2 separate regions of the Homo sapiens genome follow, and region 1 is linked to region 2. Evidence: chromatin loops called from intact Hi-C (ENCODE). Cell type or tissue: heart right ventricle. All regions are shown on one strand. Each heading gives the region's core, and the rest is flanking DNA. Links, peaks and the distances in the headings are about the cores only.

Region 1 (10,117 bases), core at 2,115-7,114, 610 kb after region 2:
GGACTGGCAACCACATCAGACTCACCGTAAGAGCTTCATATTCATTTAAAAAACAGAAAGACTGTGAAGAACTACAATTCTACAACAGAACGCTGCCACTAAGTAGCGTACTTAAAAGTCACGTGAATTGTCGAATAGCTGAAAAAGACTAGACTTGTGATATTCTAGCGAAGAGATCTGTACACCTTTTATGTAAAGGGCCAGAGAGTAAATAAATATTTTAGGTTTTGCTGGCCAAGAAGCAAAATCAAAGACATTATGTAGATACTTACACATGAGGAGAGAAAACACCTGACCCACCTAGTCCTAAGTGTCTGGGGCAGGCCATCTGGGATCCACTAGACTCACACTTGGACAAAAAGCTAGTGGCCTGAGGAAGAGGGTCCTGGTGGGCCAGGCTGGCAGGTGGGGGTAGTAGGGTAACGCAGGTCAGTTTCACTTCTTGTCCTAGCAACCCCTAGATCCTGGTGCACCCTTCTTTCCTCCCAAGAGCCTGGTCATCTCAATGGGGCAGCTTGCTGGAGGCTAAGCAACTCCTGAGTTGCTGACTGAAATTCCATGGCTGGGTGCCTGCTCATTGCCAACAGTCACCCCTGTGTAGTGACCACCAGTGCAGGTCTGGGGCAGCAATGCTGGGTGGTAAAGGGACACCCCAGCTTGGTCTCTGTGACTCACAGCACTAGCCACCTCGATTGGTACGTGGGCTGCACAAAAGTGGGAGGCAGGCTAGGTGTAATGCACAGGCTGAAGTTCACTGGCCCCTATTCCAGTGCCTGTAAAGACCTCAGGCTGGGCGTGGGGGCTCACGCTGGTAATCCCAGCACTTTGGGAGGCCAAGGCAGGTGGATCACCTGAGGTCGGGAATTCGAAACCAGCCTGACCAACATGGAGAAACCCCGTCTTTACTAAAAAACACAAAATTAGCCAGGCATGGTGGCACATGCCTGTAATCCCAGCTACTTGGGAGGGTGAGGCAGGAGAATCGCTTGAATCCAGGAGGAAGAGGTTGTGGTGAGCTGAGATCGCACGACTGCACTCCAGCCCAGGCAACAAGAGTGAAACTCAAACTCAAAAAAAAAAAAAAAAAACCTCAAAGACAGGCTTGAAGGACAACGTTAAAGCATGCAAATAGCACAGAAATTCTTTTAATCAAAATAAAAGGTTTCATATTTGTATCCAGTGATTCTTTTCCACACTCAACATTATTTTCTTTCCTCCCCCATCTCTCTCTCACTCCTGTCACCCAGGCAAAAGTGCAGTGGCACAATCATGGCTCACTGCAGCCTCGACCTCCTGGGCTCAAGCGATCCTTCTGCCTTGAGCTCCCAAAGTGCTGGGATTACAGGCATGAGCCACTGTGCCTGGCCTCACAGTATTTTAAATGAGATTATTAATAACACTTCACACCACCCCCTCCTTCCCTGAAGTTCATTATCAGTAGTAGTAAATAGAAATAGTGATTTTACTTAGCCTTTTCCTGAGCCATGGAAGTTTCACTCCTGGAAACAGAAAGCTTTAAAACTCAGACTGGTTAAACTGCATTACTTTTCTGAGAACTCGTTATTCTTCCTACCTGAGAGTTGAGAACTAGAAGCACGAGAGATGTGTCTTGTCAACATATCCCACAATAAGAGATGAGATGCGGAGAGAGGGGAAGGATCTGCCGTCCCGGCATCTCCCCTTCGCAGAACCTACCCTCATATATCATGCTGTCTTCGTCAGTGACGTAGGCGTTGGCGCCCCAGATCACCATCTTGTGGATGTAAGATGGATATTTTGCAGCAGCAATGAGTGCGGTTATGCCCCCATCACTCCACCCCAGCAGAGAAACCTTCTTAAACTTCAGCGCCTATGATCATACGACAAAATGCACGGCACGGGTTATTGCTCCTCTCTGTTAAAAGAAACTGAATCACTAATTATCAGAATCAATACAGGTGTGAGGCTGGAGTATCAATTAGTCAGAAAAGAAAAACCCTAGAGTCCACCATTTGATGACATCATGTTTTCTCTTAATTACTTTTAGTGGAAATTGTCACAAAAACCTGAGCATACGGTATGGGTTTGAATTAGGAGGGAACTACATCTTCTGGTTGGATAAAAAGCTCAAGGAACTAGAATCAATGGAGACCAAGTACTTAAATATGACAAATACAGCATACGTGTGTATGCGTGTGCACGTGTGTGCATATGCATGCCTGAGCAAGGACCTTGAGAACAGTTCTGTAGATCAGAGAGGGGACCCTGAGCTCTGCTGGATGGAGTGAAGCAGGGTATCTGGTAAAGCAACTGTGGGAAGAACTGGCAAGAGCCAGGCTGTCAGAGAACAGCGTCATGGGGAGGTTGTGTGAGTCCGCGGGTGAATCAGAGAGGGTCTGGACATGCGTTTGGCAGGGAAAATGGACAAAGATTACATCTTAGAGAGGCCGCCAAGAAAAAAGAATGGAATGACTGGAAAATTAAAGGTAAAGAATTAATATTACTCCAAGATATTTGCTGCCCGGACCATAAAATGGTGTAACTACTGTGGCACTATCCTGCAAAATGAACATCTGGAACTTCCATCACCTAGCAAATTGTCTCCTAAATGTGTATGAAATTCTCCCTGTGTGCCAGGAGCTCAGTCCAGGATGTCCACAACAATACTGTTTATAGTGGCAAAAAAATGAAAATGCCCACGAGCAACAGAATGTTCACTGCCTGCTATTTATAACAGCAGAAAAAGGCAACTTAAAAATTAAGTTAATTATCTACTATTAGAAAACTGGTGAAATAGGCCAGGTGTGGTGGCTCATGCCTGTAATCCCAGCACTTTGGGAGGCCAAGGTGGGTGGATCATGAGGTCAGGAGATCGAGACCATCCGGACTAATGCGATGAAACCCTGTCTCTACTAAAAATACAAAAATTAGCTGGGCATAGTGGCATGTGCCTGTAATCCCAGCTACTCAGGAGGCTGAGGCAGGAGAATCGTTTGAACCCGGGAGGCAGAGGTTGCAGTGAGCCAAGATTGCGCCACCGCACTCCAGCCTGGGTGACAGAGCAACACTCTGTCTCAAAAAAAAAAAAAGAAAATTGGTGAAATAAGATACAGTACATCCATACAATGGAATAATATGTGCCTATCATACAACTAGTATAAATGCATATTTATTGACATGAAAGTTATTTCCTTGAAAAATTGTTCAACAAAAATAGTAAGTTAGAAAAACGTTAGGTGTAGCACGATGCCATCAATATGAAACTGCGTTTGTGATGTAATAAGACTGGCCAGAAAGCAGAGCCGCCAAGATTTGGTAGTGTCTCTAGAGAGCTGGACTGTGGGCTATTTCTACTTTCTTCTTTATACCTATTTGAACTCTTGGGGTTTTCTATAGCAATCACATGGTATTATTTTGTAGAAAAATATAACAACAAAATTTAAACAAAATAAATGAAGACAGGCCCAGCCACCCTTCCTCCCCTGGCCCTTCCCTCAGAGACCTACCTTCATCAAATCAACAGCATCTTTTGCATCCCTTTCAAAAAAGTCTGCTGGGAAATCGCGATCTGGGGGCCTGGAATGTCCATAGCCTCGAGGATCCCAGGCGACCACCGTGAAGAGCTTCTTATTGAGGTTCTTGAGCTGAGGTCCAAAATCAGTCTCTCCACTTCCTAAAAACAGCCACTTGGTTACCCTCAGGTGATCGCTTTCACTATCAAACACATTACAGTGAAAACAGAAGCAATAACAATCTTAAAAGCAAAGTAGTTTCTACTCAAAGTGGTCAGAATGTAATCAGGAAAGCAGCCTTGCAATGACTTAATCCATCCACTCGAAGAAAGGAGGCAGGCTGACCGGGTGCGCCTGTAATCCTAGCACTTTGGGAGGCCGAGGCGGGCGGACTGCCTGAGCTCAGGAGTTCGAGACCGGCCTGGGCAACACGGTGAAACCCCATCTCTACTAAAATACAAAAAAAAAAAAAAAAAAAAAATGTAGCCGGGCATGGCGGTGTGCGCCTGTAGTCCCAGCTACTCAGGAGGCTGAGGCAGGAGAATTGCTTGAACCCGGGAGGCGGAGGTTGCAGTGAGCCCAGATCGCGCCATTGCACTCCAGCCTGAGCACAGGGCAAGACTCAGTCTCCAAAAAAAAAAAAAAAAGGGGCCGGGCGCGGTGGCTCACGCCTGTAATCCCAGCACTTTGGGAGGCCAAGGCGGGCGGATCGCTTGAACCAGGGAAGCAGAGGTTGCAGTGAACGGAGATTGCGCCACTGCACTCTACCCTGGTGACAAAGTGCGACTCTGTCCCTCCACCAAAAAAAAAAAAAAAGGAGGCGCGCTTCCTTTCCCGGCGGAGTGCAGGCCTGCCTCCGACCTCCCCCTGGTGGCTATTTTGAGAAAGACAGAGGCCCTGGGTCTTCCTTTGCTTCTGTATTATTTCAGCACTTTTGAAACCTCTTTGGCTTAATCTTCCTTTTCTAAAGGAAAGAATTAATGAAACTGTATACAAATTAATTCACAGATATGCTTCTGGGTTATCTATTCTTCTTAAAACAATGACTTACACATGAGAGGGATCTCTATAATATCTGCAAAGAAATTTATGAGATTTGGTCCAAGTTATTCAAAGTAGAATTCTAAAATTCCAGATTTTTAATTTTTTTTTTTTTTACTAAGCTAAGGTGAATAGCCTAAAGATTTTATTTTGTAGTTATAATTAAAAACCAGGAAAACTAAACAAAAACACTGAAATGCAGAAGGGGTATGGAGGAAAGAAACCAAATCAGTTTCATCAGAACAGTATGAAACAGCCCATGCTAAAAGCTGAATTCTATTAGTGGGCCTGCAGGGAGCTTGGCCGCTAGTCCACAGCCCACCACGTGGTCCCTGTAGGTGTGGTGTGTTCACACCTACTGTGCACAGTGCAGAAGGCCACTCTCACAGAGCCCAGTCCAGGGGCAAGTCAGCATTTTATCAGTGAAGTCTGCTGATTTCTGAGGACTTCTACCTCAGGCCACAAATGACTACTAACCACTTTGCCTGACAAACCATATTAGAAAATGTCTTTCAAGGTGGTGCAGGATCATTCAACATTGTCAAGGCCTATCATTTTTCCTGGCAAGATATATCTTTCCCAAGATCAAGTAAACCATTCAGAAAATTCAAGCCAAAACCAAATGAATAGATCTCCAGCCCACATCTGCTGCTGTGACCCATGAGGCTTCTCTTCTGCCTCTGACCTGGAGGGGTTCTGGCCACGGAAGTACCCTGAAGGAGGGGCAGGAGGTGAGAAGATGGGAAAAAAGAACAGTCTAAAAGACCAATTTCAGAAACAAGAAGGCATTTGCTCCCTGGCACACATGTACACATTTGAAGACCAGTGCCAAGAATATAAAACTTAAAAAAACATTTAAGGAATACATGTACATAGTTATCAGCATGTAACATCTGAGAGGCCTGTGGGGAGGGGAACTGGGTGCTGAGGATAGGACAGGAGAGAGAATCTCCTCTGGTCCATTTTTTTTAATATTGGAATCATGCTAATACTTTACATAAAAAAAAATTAAATTGGGGACAGGTGCTGTGGCTCATGCCTGTAATCCCAGCATTTTGGGAGGCCGGGGCGAGTAGATCACCTGAGGTCAGCAGTTTGAGACCAGCCTGGACAACATGGTGAAATCTCGTCTCTACTAAAAATACAAAATTAGCCAGGCATGGTGGTGCACACCTGTAATCCCAGCTACTCAGGAGGCTGAGGCAGGAGAATCGCTTGAACCTGGGAGGTAGAGGTTGTGGTGAACCAAGATAGTGCCACTGGCTCCAGCCTGGGCAACAGTGAGACTCCCTCTCAAAAAAAAAAAAAAAAATTAAATTGGTAAGTTTTTAGCACCTGGACAATGACTGCAATACCGAAATAATGGAAAGCTAAGATAGGCAATGTTTTTACAGATAACTTTAGCTCCCCATCAGCCATGAGAGTCAGTGTCCTTGTTCATCAGGTTAAGGAAAACAAAGGTACCAAACACCATTTAGACACACGTGCAACAGTGCCACGATCCGCTGAGGCTCAGTCAAGTGGAACCTTTTTAGCACTTCACTTTTAGAAAGAAGCAAATCACAAAGAAATAAGTACAGTCAGCCTTCCTATCCGTGGTTCTACATCTGTGGATTCAACCAACCTCGGAACAAAAATATTTCGGGAAAAAAATGGGTGGTTGGGTCTGTACTGAACATGTACAGACGTTTTTCCTTGTCATTATTCCCTAAACAATACAAAATAACAATTATTTGCACAGCATTTACATTGCATGAGATATGGTAAGTAATCTAGACATGACTTAAAGTATACAGGAGAACATGCGTAGCTTCCATGCAAACATTGAGCTATTTTATATCAGGGACTTGAGGATCCTCAGATTTTGGGATCTGAGGGCTTCCTGGATCCAGTCCCCCAGGAATACTGAGATTAAATATTAGGATTATTTAACTAAATCAAAAATAAAGCAACAATACTAACACCCTTAAAACCAGATTTCGGATGTACTGGAATCACTGCAAATTTTTCCCTTGAACTTTCTACATCTGAACTCCAGTTCTGCAAAATGAGATTGAGATCCAGTAGGCTTTATTATGGCCCATATATTGAGAGAGGGTAATATGCCAATCTAACTCTGATTTCTAAAAAGAATCAAACTGAGGTTTTTTTTTTCTTACCTCTTATTTTAACGGAATATATTATCAACCACAACAAGTGATCAATTCACTCTAGTTTTAGCACTGAAAGTCCCACATCCTGGAAAATCCCCCAACGCCAAGCAAACTAGGATGACTGATTACCCACTCACGTTCCTCCTTTACCTTCTTCCCACACCCCTTTCCTTGACCCCTGTCACCCTCCCAAATTATGGGCAACTGTGATTTCACAGAGTACTTGCAATAGGAAAAACTGGGTACTTTACTAAAGGAATAAAAAATCCAATTCTGAACAGCAGTAGAAAGTTACCTACTTTTCTAAGTCATTTAAGTTTGATTGTAGCAAATATGAAAACATTTCAAAAAAGCACTAAAATTAATCATCAGTATTTGGCATCTAGTATTGTGAATGCATCATAGATTTTACAGCATGCAAAAACATTCCATTAAAAAGTACCCAGACCTAACATCCCAGGAAGTAGCAGGACTGCGTGATCTCCCTCTCCAGTCTGCTGGTAATGCAGCTGAACGCCATTCACAGCCACTTTGGCAGAGGTTACCGAGGTGCTAGAAGAGAAAAAACACATCCCCACAGGGGGAAAGGGGAGATGGGAAGATTTCTTAGTTGATTCAAAATTCCAGCTAGACAGGAGGAATAAGTGTTAGTGTTCTACGCGCTGTAGGATGACTACGGCTAACAATAAGCGATAGTTTAAAATAGCTAGAAGGAAGATACTGAATGTTCCCAACACAAAGACATGATAAATGTTTGAGACGATGGATATGCTAATTACACTGATCTGATCACTACACCTTGTATCTATCGAAACATCACTATCTACCCCATAAACAGGTACACTTATGTCAATTAAAAAATAAAATTTGAAAAATGTTTAAAAATCCACCCCCAGAGGAAAATCATTTAACAGCACGAATTTAATATGATAAAACTGTCTTTGTATATGAATGAGTCGCCTCCAGAACGCCTCTCAGTCTCCTTGGGTTATTTCGATTTTTCCAATTCTGAACAGTGACATGAGTTTGAATTTTCTTTACTAGACTGCCGATCTGAACTGTGCCCTCATGCTTGAATACGCTATTGTGCCCAGCCTGGGGCTCACCCTACAAAAACCCTAGGCGGCTTGCTCAATCAATGGCCACAGAGGCTCATGGCACACGCCGGTGAGCTGGAAGCCAAGGGTCCTCAAGTGCAGGCTGGCGTGAAACGAGGGTGGACATCAGGGGCAGAGACCCTGGAGTCACTCGTCTGCACTCAGCAGGCCCAGAGGACCTACCCAGACCTTCAGCAGCCTTGGTGACATTCCCAAAGATGAGACTGGTCCCAAGGTCTCGATCTCCAGGCTGTTCTTTAGCTGTAGGGTATCCTGTGTTGTCTGGCCTGCTGCAGGAGGGCCATAGTCAACAGTGCCCATCTGCACGGATAAATCCTACTGTTTTTTAAGATGTTAAAATATGTCTGTGTCAACTGCTAAGTAGCCCTGTCCATAAGCCTCCATCTCAAGAGCCCTCCTTCCTGCCACTCACCCGCCTTGGCCTAAGACCTCCTAGGATCCAGCATCTAACTGGACCACACTTAGCACAGGACAACGCCTCAGGACAGGCATAATGCCAGTGTCTGTGCTGCCTGAATTATGGGTGCCGTACAGGTGTTCTGATTAACCTCTCCTCAGCTGCTCTTCGAGGACAGCCAGACTGTCCTGGGATATATACCAGTGGGGCACACAGACGGCCCCTGCACCAGGACCAGGCTCCATCAGCCTTCCCACAGCTTATCAGACAGATGACTGAGTGAAGCACAGGAGGGACATGATGGCAAGCCAGGACAGATGCCAGAAGGAGGCGCTCTCTTCTCCTGGTGGAGTGCCAATACAATGAAATCAACCACCATCTCCTTTTATTTTTATTTTTATTTATTTATTTTTTGAGATGGAGTCTCACTCTGTCGCCCAGGCTGGAGTGCAGTGGCGCCATCTCGGCTCACTGCAAGTTCCACCTCCCGGGTTCACACCATTCTCCTGCCTCAGCCTCCCAAGTAGCTGGGACTACAGGCACCCGCCACCACGCCCGGCTAATTTTTTTGTATTTTTAGTAGAGACGGGGTTTCACCCTGTTAGCCAGGATGGTCTCAATCTCCTGACCTCGTGATCTGCCTGCCTCAGCCTCCCTAAGCGCTGGGATTACAGGCCCGGCCCATCTCCTTTTTCTTCTACATACTCTCTACTCCTACCTCTGCCCTTAGTCAAAGGATAACTGAAACACAGCCCTTTTGAAAAAATGAGGTCCTGTTTTATCTTTTGGTTTAATCTTATTTGCCAGTCTCAAGTAAAAAAGAAACAAACGTGGAAACAGATGTGTTGAATACAGGTACATCTACTCTTAACATACCATTTCTGGAAAAATAAAAGACAGAATTGGGTAGTAATAAGGTCTGACTAAACTATAAGCTCCTTATCTACAGAAATATTATTAAAGGGGCATCAATGAAGCCACCAAGCAATGGCAATACTGACTCTGCCATTTACTTATTATGATTACTGCCCTATTCCTCTGAGAAATTCATTTCTACAGTTAAGATAGCTTAGGATCGGCCAGGTGTGGTGGCTCACACCTGTAATCCCGATACTTTGGGCGGCCCAGGTGGGTGGATCACGAGGTCAGGATCACGAGGTCAGGAGATCAAGACCATCCTGCCCAACATGGTGGAACGCCATCTCTACTAAAATACACACAAAAAAATTAGCCCGGCATGGTGGTGCACACCTGTAATCCCAGCTACTCAGAAGGCTGAGGCAGGGGAATCGCTGGAACCTGGGAGGTGAAGATTACAGTGAGCCGAGATCGTGCCACTGCACTCCAGCCTGGTGACAGAGAGAGACTCCGTCTCAAAAAAAAAAAAAAAAAAAAAAAAAAAGAAACTGCTATTATCATATTGTATGTTCAGCTATTTCTTTTGTGTATGTTTTGTGAAGTAGCCATTATCTACAATAAAGTATTTGCTACCTTCAGGGCTTGAAATTTGCATGAATCTTGATGAATTATTTTTACATCTCTTATATATTGTACTATTATATAAATATTCCCATTGTGCCTACTAATTACTTCATGTTTATTATATCCCCAGGCTTTTACATTTATTGTTTCAAATCCTCACAAAAACGCTGCAAGGCAGGAGGCTCAGAGAGGTTGAACAATCTGCCCACACTCACAGAGCTAGGAAGTGGCCACGGGGCCATTAGAACTCCAGAGGCCATGATTCCTCTCTAACCTCATGGCTGAACAGAGTCCTAAGAGGGCTCAGGCACCGGGGCCACACTCTGACTGCCAGATACAGCGTGGTGGCAAGCGTCAGCAGAAGGACAGTCTCTGATTCTCTGGCAGGGCATCCCAAGGTTGAACTTGGAAAATATTTTTTAGGAAGATTGTTAG
Region 2 (10,117 bases), core at 2,409-7,408:
GGCTTAATGAGGTGGAGAAGCTGCTGAAGACGATCATAAGCATGCCCTGTAAAGTGAGTGTGGCCAGGCCCCGGGCTGGGCAGGGAGGTGGGAGGTGCTGGCACCTCCCAAATGCGAAAGGCGTCCATCCCCCCGGAGGGTTGACTTGCTTGCTCTGTCTCACTTAGCCGTTTTGTTCCCTCCCTGGTAGTACCAGGCGATAGGGACGGAGTGGAGGTGTGCAGGTGTAATCAGGAGAAAGAAGGCTTTCATGGGCTCCAGTGGCCCCGGTTTTTCCTCCCTGGGGAAAGAGTGAAAATGAGGGATGCAAGGAGGCATGGGTGGAAGGGTGCGGATCCCCTCTGGCTGCAGGAGGCCTTTGCTTTCTGCCTCTGCTCAGAATCCACCGTCTTGCTGAGGGGATTTTAGAACAGACACGTGGAAACCAAGAAGAACGTTGGCGTCAGCACAGCGGGGCACGTTGCCCGGATTTGACCGTCAACTCCCTTTCCATGTAAGCCTGCGGGCTTCGTCGTGAGTGGTGGTTAAGAACCTGGACTTGAGCGCCAGGCAGACCTCCTTAGCTCCTGGAAGCTTCCCTTTCTTTCTGGCCAGTGGGGAGAGTGGACACAGCCTACAGTTGACTATAGAGGGAGGGAGGCGCAAGTGAAACTGGCACATCAGAGCCATGATTCCCTCCACTGCCCAGGTCGCTGAGGCCTTGCCTTTCAGCCGCCTGGGCCATGAGCATGTGAGGGCTGTGCAGTGATGGCAGCCCCGCCCCTGCGGCCAGCCATGGGAGCATCTGGACATTCATGGGGCGTTTGCATCACACAGGCTGCCTCTGCGGAGGAGCGGGGCCCTCTCTTGGTAGACAGACAGGGCCAACGTGTAGAGGCTGATCGTTTTTAGTAATCCCTGCATTTCTCCCCAGTATTCTAGATCGGAAGTTGTGCTCACCTTCTTCGAAAGATCTCCTCTGGATCAGGTGTTAAAAAATGATAATGTGCATAAAATTCAACCCAGCTTTCAAAGTCCAGTCAAAATATCAGGTAAGAGCCACAAAGGAGGCGTTGGTGGGAGGGACTGCTGTTGAGGCTGAGATGTCACAGAAACCCTCACAGTTGGCTGTCTCTGAGGCTGGGCCACACTTTTCCAGAAAGACAATCGAGAGAAATGCGAATGTACAGGGAGAGACTGTTGCCTGATTCTCCCAAGCAGTGTTTCCTCCTGTGGTTTTCACTCCTGCTGCGTCCTCAGGGGTTTGTTTGGCATGTAAATTGGAACTCACTTAAGAAATGGTATAACGATGAACAAACACATTGATGATAGAGTTTGAAGCAAACTATTGGAATCCACTGTTCAGCCTGCTGAAGTGAGACAGCCCATGTCACGTGGCATTGAATTTGGTTCTTGCTTTTAGGGGCAGCCATAACCAAAGGGACGCACAGGCTTTAGGTCTCCTTAGCGTGGATGTGGGACTGTGGCTCCTGGCACAGGAAGGAAGGAAGGGGAAGCTGGGGCCTCTTGGCCAGTCCAAGTTTGGTGACTTACTAAGATCTGGGTTGCAGGTGTCATGAGAACACTAGACTTGCTTTTTGCAGCACTATTTTGACAAAGGCTGATGAGGAGGATTTTGTAGGGAAAAGAGGTCTGTCCTGGGAGTCTCTAGGACTGGATTTTCCCAAGCAAGTGGCAATCACCTTGTGACATAAGAGGTGACAGTTGTGTGCGATCTTGCCTGGTGGACAGGGAGGGAAGGGGGGACTCATGAGAGGAGACATGGCTCAGCCAGAGGAGAGCACCTCCATGATGTTGCGATCTGTGGGAAGGAGAGCAGGGGGCCTGTGTCCATCATTCCGTTTCTGAATGGAGGAGGAAGCAGGGGAGAAGGAGGGATGGAGGACTCAGAAGGATGTCAAGGGAGAAGAGTGGATGAGAGGGGGTCTGAGCCCAGAGCTGACCCAGAAGGAATTGGGAGACCAGAGGACAGTGGGGATGGGTGACTGATGCTGTTGGCTGTGAACGTGGCCTTGCTGATTATGGGCCACAGCACAAGTGGGATTCTGAATTGTGTGCTTGGGAGAACTGGGTGGGGTGGGCAGGTTCTGGAACCTGGAGTGGAAGATGGGTTTGTAGATATTAATAGGATTGTGTGTGCGCAGGGTGGTGGCACACCTGACCCTGTCTGTGGCTGCTGCTTTGTTTTGTTTTTTACTTTTTTGTTTGTTTTTACTGACACATAATTATTGTACATATTTATGGGGTAAAGTGTGATGTTTTGATACATGTGTATATTGTGTAAAAATCAAATCAGAGTATTTAGCATTTCCATTATCTCAAACATTCATCTTTTCTTTGTGGTGAGAACATTCAAAATCCTCTCTTCCAGCTATTTTGAAATACACAAGGCAGTACTGTTAACCCTTGTCACCTTACTGTGCAGTAGTACAGCAGAGCTTATTCCTCCCACTGTCACTTCGTGCTCACTGACCAGCCTTTCCCTGTCCACCGCTGGCCCCTCCCCAGCCTCTGGTAACCACTGTTCTACTTGCTGCTTCTATGATCTCCCCTTCTCTAGGTTCCAAATATGGGTGAGATCTTGTGACATTTGTCTTTCTGTGCCTAGCTTATTTCACTTAACGTAATGCCTGCAGGCTCATTCATGTTGCCACAAATGACAGCATTTCATTCTTTTTAATGGCTGAATAGTATTCCGTTGTGCATATGTACCACATTTCCTTTACTCATTCATTGGTAGCTAGACACTTTGGTGGTTTCCGTTGTGTGTTCTTGGCACCTTTGTCAAAAATCAGTTGGCTGTAAGTATATCGATTTATTTCTGTGTTCTCTATTCTGTTCCATTGGTCTATGTGTCTTTTTATGCCAGTACCATGCTGTTTTGTTTACTGTAGCTCTGTCGTATATTTTGAAATTGTGTAGTGTGATGCCTCTGGCTTTGCTCAAGATTGCTTTGGCTATTTGGCATCTTTTTTGGTTCCATATACATTTTAGGATTGTTTTGCTCATTTTTGTTGTTGTTGTTTTGTTTGTTGGTTTTGTTTTGTTTTGAGACAGGGTCTCCCTCTGTTGCCCAGGCTGGAGTGCGGTGGTGCAGTTACAGCTCAAGTGATCCTCCTGCCTCAGCCTCCCAAGTAGCTGGGACTACAGGCGTATCCCATCATGCCAGGCTAGTTTTTGTATTTTTTGTAGAGATGAGGTTTTGCCATGTTTCCCAAGCTGGTCTGAAACTCCTGAGCTCAAGCAATCCATCTGCCTTAGCCTCCCAAAGTGCTGGGATTATAGGTATTAGCCACTGCGCCCGGCCTAGGATTGATTTTTTTTTCTATTCCTGTGAAGAATGTCATTTGTATTTTGATGGGGATTGCGATGAATTTGTAGATCACTTTGGGTGGTATGCTGCTTTTGATATCTCCCTAAGATACCTTCCTATGTGCCTTTAGACAAGAGCAGTGAGTACAGGAGCCCCTTTTTAGCTGGCACTGGGTCTCCAGAACCTTTATGGGAGAGTGAGGATGACTGGGTCCTTTTTCCTGGCTGGGTGTCTATGGATCCTCATCTCAGAGGGCTCACAGAGGGCTCTGGAGTCCTAATTGTCTATTGCTCTGGGTTTTGCATTTTGTAGTGCAGAGCATGGGGAAGCCTGGTTCTTTAGTCTGAGTGGGGAGAGTCCTAGCACCAGTGTCTCTGTTTTGGTTTGTTTTGCTCTGTTTGGGCAACCCAGAGATCAAGGAGCAGCAGAGTCCTCTTAGTGCCTTGCCTTATGGGAGGTGCTGGCCCCCGAGTGAGAGGGATAGATTAGAGGCCTGGAGCCACCTCTGATGGAGAAGCTCCTGAGGCACAGTGCCCGGCACATGCTTCAGCCTGCCCTGGCCTCCCGTCTCTATCAGCGATGTGTATGAACACATGGCCCACGTGGACCCTAAGGGGCGAGCATAGTGAGACGAAATTTAACAGGGAGAAACGTAGAGTCTCATGTTGCCATTGAAAGTATGTTTTCTTTGCCTTTTTGCAAGGGCTGAGGACAGGTTTCAGCCACGGCTGTCTGTGGCCTTCCGTGTGTGATGGGGGTGCAGTGTCCAGGTCTAGGAAGGCAGGGGTCCTGGCCTCCTTATGCAAGTCAAGACTGTCCCCGGGATGCAGCAAGATGAATTATTACATCCAGAGAAGAGTGTCTGGTGGGCAGGGGTCAGAAGAATGGGAGGAAATGTGGAAGAGCAGCTAGGAGGAAGGGGATGCCACCTTCAGATGTTGGCGGGCTGCCATGGGAAGGGGTCAGGTGGGGGCTGGCACTAGGCCTGTGGGTAGAAGTAACTGTGGGCGACTTTGGCTCAGCACAGAACACGTTCTAACATCTGGGGCTGCGTAACCATGGAGTCTGCACCAGCCAGTGGCTAACAGTCTCAGTGCAAAGTCTGGGGGCCCGGAGGTGTTGCTGCAGGAGGCGGCAGGCGGTATGGCCTCTTGCAGCCTTGCAGAGCCGAGGGTCTCAAGTGCTCTGAGTGTTTCCTCCTCTTCCTCTTCTCTGCCGGTCACCGAGTCTGGTTTTCTTTCTCTGAACCCCCCAGACCTTCCGATCTCTGTTCCCGGTCTAGCTCGCCCCTCACTGTGTCTAAGGGAGCTTCTTAATCTAGAGCAGTTGTGCCTGCCGGTGGCGAGGCGGTACACCCACGCACACCATGGCAGATACCTCCCTTCAGGAGTGTTTTTTAATGAAATTACTATTGACAATAAATAGCCCCAACATCCCTTTGAGAAAATGGCTCACACATAGGCACACCATGTTCTCAGTCTTGGTCCCATATTTGGCATGTTTCTGGATCTGTGGCTCCCCAGGCTGAGGCGCGGGGTCCAGAGAGTCCTGGCATCACCTGAGACTGTCCACACGGCTTTCTCTCATGCGTCCCCCTTTCTCCAGGATATGAACCCGAGGACTGAGCCAGTCATCCCAAAGCTCTGACCTCTGAGGCTTATTAACTGTCTTAAAAGCTCACTCTCACCATCAAGCCCAAGTTCTTGGTCATTCTGGGCATTCAGAGCCTAGCCCACGCTAGCCTTTTGATGTTGTCACCTCCACTCCAGAGCCTCAGCCTCCTGCAGGGGACTGGCCAGCCGTTGCATGGACTGTGGCCCTGCAGGGTCCTTCGTGCAAACCTGCCTGTCCACTGCTGTCCTGGTTAATTCCATTCATTCCCGGCCGAGAGCCCACATCCACCCTCCTCCTCCATTTCTTATGCCACTGACATACGTGTAGGGAGGTGGTGCCATGGGGAACAGGCACTGACTGTCTCTGCTCTCATGATGTAGGCTGGGGATGGGGACCTGCAGGTGCTGAGTACCTTGGCTTTTCTAGGATCGTTTAGTTGTCAGGAGCTCCACTAGATGGCGCCCGGCGCTAGCAGGCGCGGCGACTGTTTCCACATCCTGGGGCCACGGTGAGGACAGTCAGGATGGACTGCATCCCTTGGCAGTGCTTCCAACCAGTACAGCCTTAATCATTCTTTGTCCCAATGCTTATCAAATGTAAGAAAGCAAGAATTTAGAGCGTTCTGCCTCATGGCTGCAGCTGTGCAATGTAAAAGGAAATGCAAACCTCAGCTTCGATCTGGCAACTTGGACTCATCAATCTCAGCCACAAAATCTGACCATTCAGGTTTAAGAGGCCTGGAAATGAATCACAATTTTATTTTTCATTAATCTGGCTTCTGGCCAATCTCAACCTTAGTTTCACTATGTAGGGGTAGCCCAGCTAGCCAGTTAATACAAGGGCACTGCTTTGGGTTTTGTTCCGTTGCTGGAGTACATGGGAAATACAGTGGGAGAGAGGAGGTGAAAGGGAGGAAGGCTAGAGTATGAATGCTTTCACGGCTGAGACCGCGTGTCTGCTGAGAAAAGGAATAGAGTTATTGAAGTGAGGGGTTGTGACGTTTGTGGGGCTATGAAAACATAGCTGCATCTAAAAAACAGAAAAATTGCCATCAGGCAAACAGACACATTGGTAATTGTTGCAAAAAAGATCCATTGATTGATAGATGCAAAGATTTGTGAGTGAAACTGAGGAGAAACAGGATTTGCATAGCTGCAAGGCATCCTCCTTCAATTAACTACAAAGGGAAAGGTGGTAACTTCGCTGTGGAAACAGCTGGCAGAAGCCTCCTCACCAGGCACTCCACAGCAGCCTCAGCAGCAGCAGGACCTGTCAGCCTCAGCCCCACCCCCATATGCCACTCCAGGTCTCATGCAGCGTCACTGTGTAGGGTTCCTGCCAAAAATGCATCACCTCAATCGAATCACTCTGAAACTGCCAACAAACCCAAATCGAGGGACATTTGCTAAAATAGCTCAGTCCTCTCTAAGAGTGCTACGGTCATGAGGGACAAGGAACGATGGAGGAACTGTCAGAGGTCGCAGAAGACCAAGACAGAGCAACTCATTGCAGCAAGAGATCCTGGATTGGGGCCCCCACGGAAAAGAGGAACGTTGGTGGAAAGACTGTTGAAATTCAAGTGAAGGAGGTCTTTCATTTAGTTAACAGAATTGTGCCAATGTCAGTTTCCATGGAAGAGCAGGGCTGCTTTCATTTGGAAAAATATGAGTGTAAAAAAATAGCTTGAAAGTCAACTATTTCATGGAATCAGTCATGTATGTGATTAAAATGGCTACATTGGTCAAAGATTCTTGCTATAGATACTAAGCTGACTTCTAAGACATTCACACTGTATGTTTGAAGAGAGGCTCAGATGCTATAATTTTTCTTGAATGACAGCATTTTCTTCCGTTCTTTTTTATTTACATCATAACAGATCTGAGGACATTACTAACAATGATCATAATAGCTGTGAGGAAATGCGGACCTCAGCCTTGATACGGCTGTTTGGACTCATCAATTTCAGCCACAAAATCTGATTATTTAGGTTTAGGGGGCCTGGAAATAGAACACTGTTTTTCATTAATCTGGCTTCTGTATAATGTCAACCTTATTTTTACTAAATAGGGGTAGCCCAGTTAGGCAATTAATAAAAGGGCACTGAATGATCATGATAGATCACTCAGGACTCTTTATTGAGCCCTCAGTATTTGCTAGATTCTTTACATACATCATCTCAAGTTAGTCTGCACAATGGCCTTTGGAATGGATACCTTTATTTCCATTGTACAGATGAAGAAACTGAGCAAGAAGTAACCTGCTCTCCAGGCATAAGTAGCAGAGCCTTCCCCAGCTGCAGTCTGCATGCTTTCCTACCTGCTCGTGCCTCCTGAGGAGCCAGCATTCCACACTGAGACACGCCATGCTTGCTAGTGCTCTGGCCGAAGGCACATGGCAAGTTATCAGTGGATTTTGTTACAAGTCAGGCTCCCTGGTCCCGTAGCAATGAATCTCAATGCAGCCTTTTGCCTGAAGGTACAAGTTCATGGTCTATACCATCGTCTTGTGAAAACTGACCTGGGAGGTCAACTCCCATGTAAATATCTGCTGTCCGTGGTTGAAACGGGGCACAGGCTACAGGCTTAGCAAGAAGATCTCCTTAAACCAGTGGTCCCTACAATTAGAGGCTTGCTACAGCTAAATGTTTTTTCTTCTTTTTTTTTTTTTAAACTGTGGACGTGTTCTAATTTCTACAGCTTTTCTTAGGACTTGTTTGTTAAAGTGACCAAGTAAATAAAAATGTAAACTGTTAGAGAATCTGTGCTCCATTTTCACCTGGCACAGGCGTATAAAAGCTGTGCACACTTCCCTAGGTTTTAAGACAATTTGCTTTTCAATAAACCATCCCTTTCTGAACCCGTGTTGGGAATAAATGTTCCAGAGGTTGCTGCACACCTGCCAGCTGTGTAGCCTGCTGGCTTGCCCCTAGGTTTTTCGAGGTTCTGGGGCTGACAGCAGAGGTGGGATCCAGGAGGGAACCGGAGCTTCTCAGGGACCATCTTTAGTGAAATGTGAGAGTCTAAGCGAAGTCCCTCTCTGGGCCGGGCCTGAGACAGCAAGGTCCATGCAGGAGGCACCAGACATACCTTAGTGTCCTTCAGGGCCCAGCCAGCCTTGCAAATAATTAAACCACATGTATGTGCATGAGGCTCCTTGTCACAGGCAATTAAGGAAGGATTGCTTACAAATCTATTTTTTGGGGGACTGGTAATGACTCCGTTTTATAGAGCTCCAAATTTCACATTTAAGAAAGATTAGGCATGTAAAGTAACTCTTCAGAATTTTATTCAGAAGTGATTTGCAGCAGTGACATTTGTTTTAACTTGTAGGCCACCACCCAACCAAGTTCCCTTTGCAAAAGGGGTGGGAGAAAGGGGGATGGGGCTGTCAGCTGGCTGTATGGAGGTTGCTCTGAGGTTTTATGTGCTTCCCAAGAAAGACAGATTTGGGTCAGAGTTAATAAAAACAATAAAGGCAGTGGTTCTGTGCTGCCACCCATTTTAGATAGAGAGGCGAGGGAATCTTAGTTTATCTTGTTAGGATATGGCAGTTTTCACAGTCCGCCTGTTCAGCGAGGCTTTGGTAAGCATCTTCTTTCGCCCCTTTTACACCTGGAAGTGTGGCTGACCCCAGACTTTGGGCACTGATTCCTCTTTGCTTCGCAGAGCTCCTTCTCAGGACCTGCAGCCCTACCAGGTGGTACAGGGAGGAGGGCAGGGAAGAGCTGAGGACTGATGTCCCCAGGAAACACCAGTGGCCCTTCTCCAGAAAGGCAGGTGGAATTTTAGCAATGACCTGATGAATCTGACTGATGAATCGACATTTTGATCCTATGGGGGGCGAGGAGGAAATCTGTTTCTCTTTCCTCATTTTTGTGTAATTTCCCTAATTCTCTTCGTATGGAAAGCAGTTCAAAGAACTGAGAACCAAATATGTAGAAAGATTAAACAGAAAGTGACTATTTCAGTTACCAAAGAAAGCAAATCCATACACGGGAATGAACCAGGCTAAATTGTGGTAAGGTGTAAGAAAAAATAAAGGAAAACAGTCCCCCAAGCAACTAAGGCATCCGATGGGGCAGTGAGCGATGTTCCTGTTGGGTGTGGTGTGCCAGGGGAGAGGGAGGGCTGTTAGGAGCTGTGTCCTGAATGGGAAGAAGATAATCCCTTGGATTTGAGAAGGCACCAGGAATTTGGAGTATATTTTAGGCATGACTTTTATGATGGGGTGCATAGAGGTTCTGAGTCGAAAGAACAGATGAAGGTGGTCCTGGTCTTAGAGCTGTGGTTAGGAGATGAGCAGGCTCACGGGCAGCTGGAGGACTTTAGCTCCAAGAACTGGCCATGGCTACCAGATCTCATCTGCTGAGCGAGGGGACGGAAACGCGGTCCCTCAGAAAATACAAACGAACGCTGCAGCTTTTTATACCTAGATGGACCAGATGGCATGATGCGATCCAGGAGTTCATGGGATTTCAGAGTGAGAAGGATCCTCAGAGATTAATACAACTTTGAAATTTTTCATTGGAGGAAACTGAGTCCCAAGGCCATGGAGCTCGTTGTCCTGGCTCCTCATCCTCCATTCCAGCCCCTCCAGCCAAGGACGAGCGCAGACTTCCACCCTCTAGCTCATGCCATGCAGCCAGTATGGACGTAGGAAGTCGTTTTTCTTTGCTGGCTTTTCTAAATTACCCGAATCTGTGCTTATTTGGGAAAAAAATCATTTACATACAGAATTACATAAAGCGAAACAGTGAAAGTCACCCTTTGGTTTAAAATGCACACTGAGAAGTAACTCAGGAATGGGCAACCAATATTGTATATTCTCACTTAGAAGTGGGAGCTAAGCTATGAGGATGCGAAGGCATAAGAATGATATCATGGACTTTGGGTTCGTGGGGTGAGGGATAAAAGACTACTTACTGGGTATAGTGTACCCTGCTTGGGTGATGGATCCACCAAAATCTCAGAAATCACCGCTAAAGAACTTATCCGTGTAACCAAGACCCACCTGTAACCCCAAAACTATTGAAATAAGAATAAAATGCACACTGATTTCATTCAGTCAGAACAACAACCCAGGGCAGTCAATATTGTTACTCATGTCTCAGCCACAGTGAGAGCTCAGCAAGGAGAGGTACCCTGGGCAGAGCCACATGTCACTGTGCCATAGCTCTGCTCTCACACGCAG

What was found. Peaks named below come from ENCODE experiments on the same cell type or tissue, not always from the same donor. Only the 100,000 strongest peaks of a DNase experiment are listed, where the experiment ranks them.
Region 1: it touches region 2 in a loop (12-fold over the local background); 44 of 110 quality-filtered maps call a loop at or near these places.

Annotation. Positions count from the first base shown.
Region 1 is chr6:3,120,777-3,130,893 of GRCh38, reverse strand. It overlaps BPHL (biphenyl hydrolase like), which reads right to left. Exons shown (of 7, transcript NM_004332.4): 2 at 7,134-7,237; 3 at 3,486-3,652; 4 at 1,696-1,849. Among named protein-coding and RNA genes, the nearest start is that of BPHL, 7.1 kb to the right of the region's middle. In heart right ventricle, for the core only: a CTCF peak has its summit at 4,362 (motif pointing left); a DNase peak (open chromatin) is centred at 4,323; H3K4me3 peaks cover 2,348 bases; H3K27ac peaks cover 1,391 bases.
Region 2 is chr6:3,727,993-3,738,109 of GRCh38, reverse strand. It overlaps PXDC1 (PX domain containing 1), which reads left to right. Exons shown (of 5, transcript NM_183373.4): 2 at 1-53; 3 at 914-1,031. Among named protein-coding and RNA genes, the nearest start is that of PXDC1, 19 kb to the left of the region's middle. RefSeq lists an enhancer at 6-632 and a silencer at 5,461-5,755. In heart right ventricle, for the core only: CTCF peaks have their summits at 5,170 and 5,380 (motif pointing right); a DNase peak (open chromatin) is centred at 5,389.